Regions from separate parts of the Homo sapiens genome. Here region 1 is linked to region 2. A link is a contact called in ENCODE Hi-C or POLR2A ChIA-PET data. All regions are on one chromosome and are shown on one strand. Each heading gives the region's core, a stretch centred on a gene start or an enhancer-like site at or near the end of the contact. The rest is flanking DNA. Distances are from core to core; before and after follow the strand shown. Region 1 overlaps MAP3K5 (mitogen-activated protein kinase kinase kinase 5). Region 2 overlaps MAP3K5 (mitogen-activated protein kinase kinase kinase 5).

Region 1 (2,748 bases), core at 126-2,625, 160 kb before region 2:
CTTGCTTAGGGCCCAACCAGGACACTTGAGAATGAATGGGGGGATCTACTAGAAATGACAATGAGATCATACATATCATGGGATAACAGACATCTAAGACTGTTTGAAGCAAACTGGAATATTTATTCAGCTGGAAAATTTCTGCACCTTCTACGGGGCTTGCCATTAGCTGCCCTGGTCTGCCCCCTTCAGACCCCCCAAAATAGTGACTGCAAATGTTGGTTGTGTCCATATGGTCTAGGACCTCTCTTGAAGATGCTCTTTAACTACAGACTTTTTTAAGGCACTAAAGGGTCTACTGAAAAGAATGAAACTCATCTTACTGATTCCATACTTCCTGTTTATCGAATAGGAAAAGTATGAGAAAAAAGTACAGGAAATAAGAAAAATGTCTGTAAGTGATTGACAGTACCCTGGGGTGGGAGTGAGGGGTGAATGTCCCCCTGACCCATGGCCCACTCTCTAGTCGTGGCTGATGTTCATTGACACCTCTTTGTTGTTAAGCCCTTTCTGTGACAAAGACTATTGTTATTGTTGGTTGACAGGTGAGGAAATGGGCTCAGGGTGTTGAGGGCTGCACAGAGCAAGTGTGGATTTGGGCATTCTGACACCAGCCAGCTACACCCCAGGCATAGCAGGCAGGAGCGACACCATGGCCATTTGTAATGCCTGGTCAGCACTGACTACTGATAGGCCACATTTACTTCTACATCCCTTTATTTCTATATCTCCTTCAGACACCATTACTTTGTCAGGGGAGCTCCACTGACGAATCAGTTCTGTCTGTTGTACTGTTCAAAATGCCCTGTGTCATGTCGTCAACACACTTACCACAGTGTGCATTTGTTTTTGTACGTTTATTTGATTGTCTCTTCTCTTGCTAGATCATAAGCTTTCTGAGGGCAGGAACCTAGTGTGCATGGGTGTGTGTGTGTGTGTGTGTGTGTGCACGCGTGTGTGTGTTTGGATGACTTTTGTATCCCTTGGACCTTAGCACTTAGTATCCCTTGGCACTTAGTAGGGATTTCATGAACATTGGCTGCACTGATGACTGAACCGGTCCCTGCTTTGGAGCTGACGTGGCTACAGGTTCCTTAGGCCATCAGCCGTCTGTTCCAAGTAGAGCTAGCTGTATGTGGTACCCTGACTGTTCTCACCAGCACTTCAGCTCATTAGCTCTTTCTGTTTCTGATGGCTAATATACATATAGAAGCGAATGCTACAAATTCAGGAGCTTATATAGTCTCCTTGAAATGAATAATTTTGCTAATGCCTTTGCCAGATCTGCATTTTGTGCTCCTCATTGCCTCCAAATACTGTCTGTTGCTGTGGTGATGATCTGTGGACTCTTGGGCTGAGTGCCAGTTGGAAGACTCTTTTTATTATTCAGAAGCCTTTTCCACAGGTTGTCTTCTGTTTGTTTGTTTGTCTCTCATTTTAGCAATGTGAATTAGAAGCTGTCTCCTTACCATCAAATGCCTCCTCTGCCGGGTATTTCTGTTAAAACAGTCAGGTCCCTTGGAGGACACAGACAAGCAGGTCCGCAGCTATAAGGTCTCAAGTAGAGAGAGCTTTGCCAGGAAGAGGTACCGAAACTCCCCTTGGACCAGGGAAGTAGGGGATCCAAGCGATACGTTACAGGAGAGGATGCATTTAGTCGGGCATGGTAGAATGCATAAAGACACAAGTAAAATGAAATTTCTTTCTCCCTAATAAGAAAAGTTTTTACTGAAAAGTGTTCCCAAAAAATGATTGTGCAATTTATTTTTCTCCCTGTAAACTTCCTGTGGAAAGACCAGCTGGGCAGAGCGATAAGCCATTTCTCATTCGGTGGGTGGTGGTGTACATGTCCATTCTTAGGTAGTGGAGCAATTTTTTCTGGTAAAAAGAAACTCCTATATTATGCAATTGCAAAGCAGCCAGGAATGTCCCTTCTTCCCAGGCCCTGCATCCTGAAATTCTACCACTTCTCAAGGCTTACTGTGAAGCTGTTGCCCTGAATGGCCTTCTCCATTACTCCTGTAAGAATCAGCCACTCCTTGTCCTCTGCTCCCAAAGAACATTTACATCTATTTCATTTGACTTTGCACTTCTGCTGCTCACATGTCCAGCCATTGCACTTGAAGGTTATCAGCCCATGAAGGGCTGATGCTGATTTCTTTGACCCCTTCTCAGTACTTTGCACAGTATAGACAATCATGTGTGTTAAAATCAACATGTGGGAGAACAGAGTAAAGGGAGTTCTTAATTCCATGGTGCTATGATGGATGGAAGCTGAGGCGAAGAAACCGGAGCCTCCTGGGCAGCGTGATAAGAAGCCGTCAAAGGGCTCCTTGGAGGGACTTAGTATGTGATACATGGCGGGGGCTGCCCTCTCCTTTCCTTTCTGGTCTGTTGTCTCTATTCAGCAGGCTTATCTCATTTTCCCCATTGTGGGGCTGGTGAGGGTCTTTGGTTCCCTGTCTTCATCTCTGTGTGGCTGGCCTTTTTTTCAACTTTTATTTTAGTTTCAGAGGATACATGTGCAGGTTTGTTACGGGGTGAATTGAGTGTCACTGAGGTTTGGTGTACGAATGATCCCATCACCCAGGTGTAGTGAGCATAATATCCAATAGGTAGTTCTTCAACCCTCGCCCCCTTCCCACCCTCCCGTCTCTAGTATCCCCAGTGTCTATTCCTATTTTTATGTCCATGTGTACTTAATGTTTAGCTGTCATTTACAAGTGAGAACATGCAGAATTTGGTTTT
Region 2 (2,700 bases), core at 41-2,540:
TTCAAAAAATGGGAGTTTGCCTGCACAAGCTCTCTCTTTTTGCCTGCTGCCATCCAAGTAAGATGTGACTTGCTCCTCCTTGCCTTCTGCCGTGATTGTGAGGCTTCCCCAGCCACGTGGAACTGTAAGTCCAATTAAACCTCTTTCTTTTGTAAATTGCCCAGTCTCGGGTATGTGTTTTCAGCAGTGTGAAAACGAACTAATACACTCCCTATTGTCTTTCTCAATTCCATTGCTTCTGCTATGGTTGGACATATTCATGACCCTATTTTATAGCTTCTCTTTCCGGGCAGACTTTCAGGTTGAGATCCTATGGCTTATTGCTCAAATCTCTTTTTAGTTCCCAATTAAAATTTCTGAAAGAATCTTATGGCCTTAGTCTTTTTGGGCAAAGCTTTGTTATCTGACTATATCATGGCTACTGACCAGCGTGTGGGGCAGGTACCTTTTCTCTCTGATTATTTCTTGGTGTTGGTAGGAGGATTGAAGAGGTGCCATATAGTTCAAAATATGGTCTTTCCTTTGGAGACATTTGGAAGTCCAGTTCTTCTCAGAAAGGGCTGTGGGAAGTATGGTGGCTCATGCCTGGAATCCCAGCACTTTGGGAAGTAGTGATGGGAGGCTCGCTTGAGCCCAGGAGTTCGAGACCAGCCTGGGCAATATAGTGAGACCTTGTCTCTACCAAAAGAAAAAAAAATGTGGGGGCAGGGGGTATGGAGATAGGATTACCATGGCAGGTATATCCAGCATATGTTGATGTAAGGATTGTTGATTTTTATTCACAGGGGGCTGAAGAACCGAAACTAAAATGGGAACACATCACAACCCTCATTGCAAGCCTCAGAGAATTTGTGAGATCCACTGACCGAAAAATCATAGCCACCACACTGTCAAAGCTGAAACTGGAGCTGGACTTCGACAGCCATGGCATTAGCCAAGTCCAGGTGGTACTCTTTGGTTTTCAAGATGCTGTAAGTATGATATTTTGCCAGTGTTTTCCCACACACTAAAATTAGTTAGAAAAATAAGATAAAACATAAGTTCTGTTATTTTTCTTTTAAAATTCCAGTGAACTCTATTCTTTTTGGATGAAAAATGTGAGATATTCGCCTCTCAGTGTGCTTCTAAGTATCTGATTTGTTGTTTTGTGTGTTTGCATTCCCCAAATTAAAAAACACATAAAACCAAATCACCATGGAAAATAACAAAATATTTCCCATGGCTGAACTTCGTTCTTATGAAATTATGTTGGGTCATTGTTTATTTTGACAACTTTAGCAACGTAACACACTTTAGTCATACATTTTCTAATGCTATATGAGAAATGCCATCTAGTGGCCATTGAGAAAAATTTAATAGTACAGATTGAAATGGTCACTGCTGAATAAAACCAGTTAATTTTTTTCCAGTTTTTCTCTAGTTTTCATATAGAACATTTTTAACATGTTTGTTTCATAAATACCTACTCTGTTCTAGCCAGAAGTATACTTTCAGAGTACAGAGCATCACTGATTAAAAATTAAAGCACATGATCTAATGAGAGATTGCTGAGAAGTCTTCTCTCCAAAATTGAGTTGCTATGCAACACAAACTAAAGCCAGTCTTCTGTACTGCATTCAGAACCCTCTGTGTTATTCTTGGGTGAGACTTATCTGTGGAACTCAGTGCCAAAAAAGCCTCAAGCCACCTCCAGGAGACCCTTAACAAGATGTGGGAGACTGAAATAAGAGGGTTCTTGATGGTGCTTGTGGTATAAATATGGAAGTATAATTTTATTTAAATTCCAAAATTAATTCAGCCCTAATGTGTGTATTGCTTCTTTGTAGAAAGTGTGTTGACAATTTTATTTGCAACATCAAATGATCCCCAATTTAAAGCCAAATTAGAATCCTTCAATAACTACTAGCATTCTCTGAGACACTGTGTAAGCCACTTGGTCTTTATGCTATATTGTGGGCAGGGACAAGAGTCCTGAGTTGATTGAGGGCATAAGAAATTAAAGCAACTGGCAAAGCCTATCACTAATATTAAATGCTAAAAGCATGCTTATGCTGCAACTAGGGAAACCCAACTGCCTGCAAGTAGAGTGAAATAATTTAGCTAATTTGCACTTGCCCACACATTTGGCCTCTAGCCTAGAGGTTGGAAAGCAAGTTTGCTGTAGAATTCAGACTGAGAGCTATTGGGTTGTACTCCTGGGCCTTGGGCCAGGTCAGACACACACACACACACACACACACACACACACACACACACACACACGTATACACACACGTGTACACATACACGCCTGCTCTTGCTCATTCACTGTCCAGGATGAGAATGAACCCAAAGTATGGGCCCTATGATGTAATTTGCTATGTAATAAAGAGCTGAGAGGAGCAGGTTATGGTTATAACAGATCCCTCTTCCACCTAATAAGAATGTAAATTTTTTTTTTTTTGAGATGGAGTCTCCCTCTGTTGGCTAGGCTGGAGTGCAGTGGCATGATCTCAGGTCACTGCAACCTCTGCCTCCCGGGTTCAAGCAATTCTTGTGCCTCAGCCTCCCGAGTAGCTGGAACTACAGGTGCCTGCCACCATGCCCAGCTAATTTTTGTATTTTTAGTAGAGATTGGGTTTTGCCATGTTGGCTAGGCTGGTCTTGAACTCCTGGCCTCAGGTGATCCGCCCGCATCGGACTCCCAAAGTGCTGGGATTA

Evidence for each region. Hi-C counts contacts between places; a loop is a spot of excess contacts on that map. ChIA-PET counts read pairs that join two places held with the same protein, here RNA polymerase II (POLR2A). Pooled maps may share reads with other maps.
Region 1: a pooled map shows a loop between it and region 2 (2.2-fold over the local background). The contact joins two enhancer-like sites. A Hi-C loop is called at or near these places in 7 of 50 pooled maps. POLR2A ChIA-PET finds 5 or more read pairs at or near these places in 5 of 52 experiments (AG04450, OCI-LY7, activated B cell and 2 more).

What each region holds. Positions count from the first base shown.
Region 1 is chr6:136,737,143-136,739,890 of GRCh38, reverse strand. The region is part of intron 1 of MAP3K5 (mitogen-activated protein kinase kinase kinase 5); the gene reads left to right. Among named protein-coding and RNA genes, the nearest start is that of MAP3K5-AS2, 46 kb to the left of the region's middle. Within about 2 kb of position 1,375, at least 9 of the 41 ENCODE cell types and tissues checked have a DNase peak (open chromatin) inside an H3K27ac peak, as active enhancers do.
Region 2 is chr6:136,581,826-136,584,525 of GRCh38, reverse strand. It overlaps MAP3K5 (mitogen-activated protein kinase kinase kinase 5), which reads left to right. Exons shown (of 30, transcript NM_005923.4): 24 at 786-971. Among named protein-coding and RNA genes, the nearest start is that of MAP7-AS1, 31 kb to the right of the region's middle. Within about 2 kb of position 1,290, at least 2 of the 41 ENCODE cell types and tissues checked have a DNase peak (open chromatin) inside an H3K27ac peak, as active enhancers do.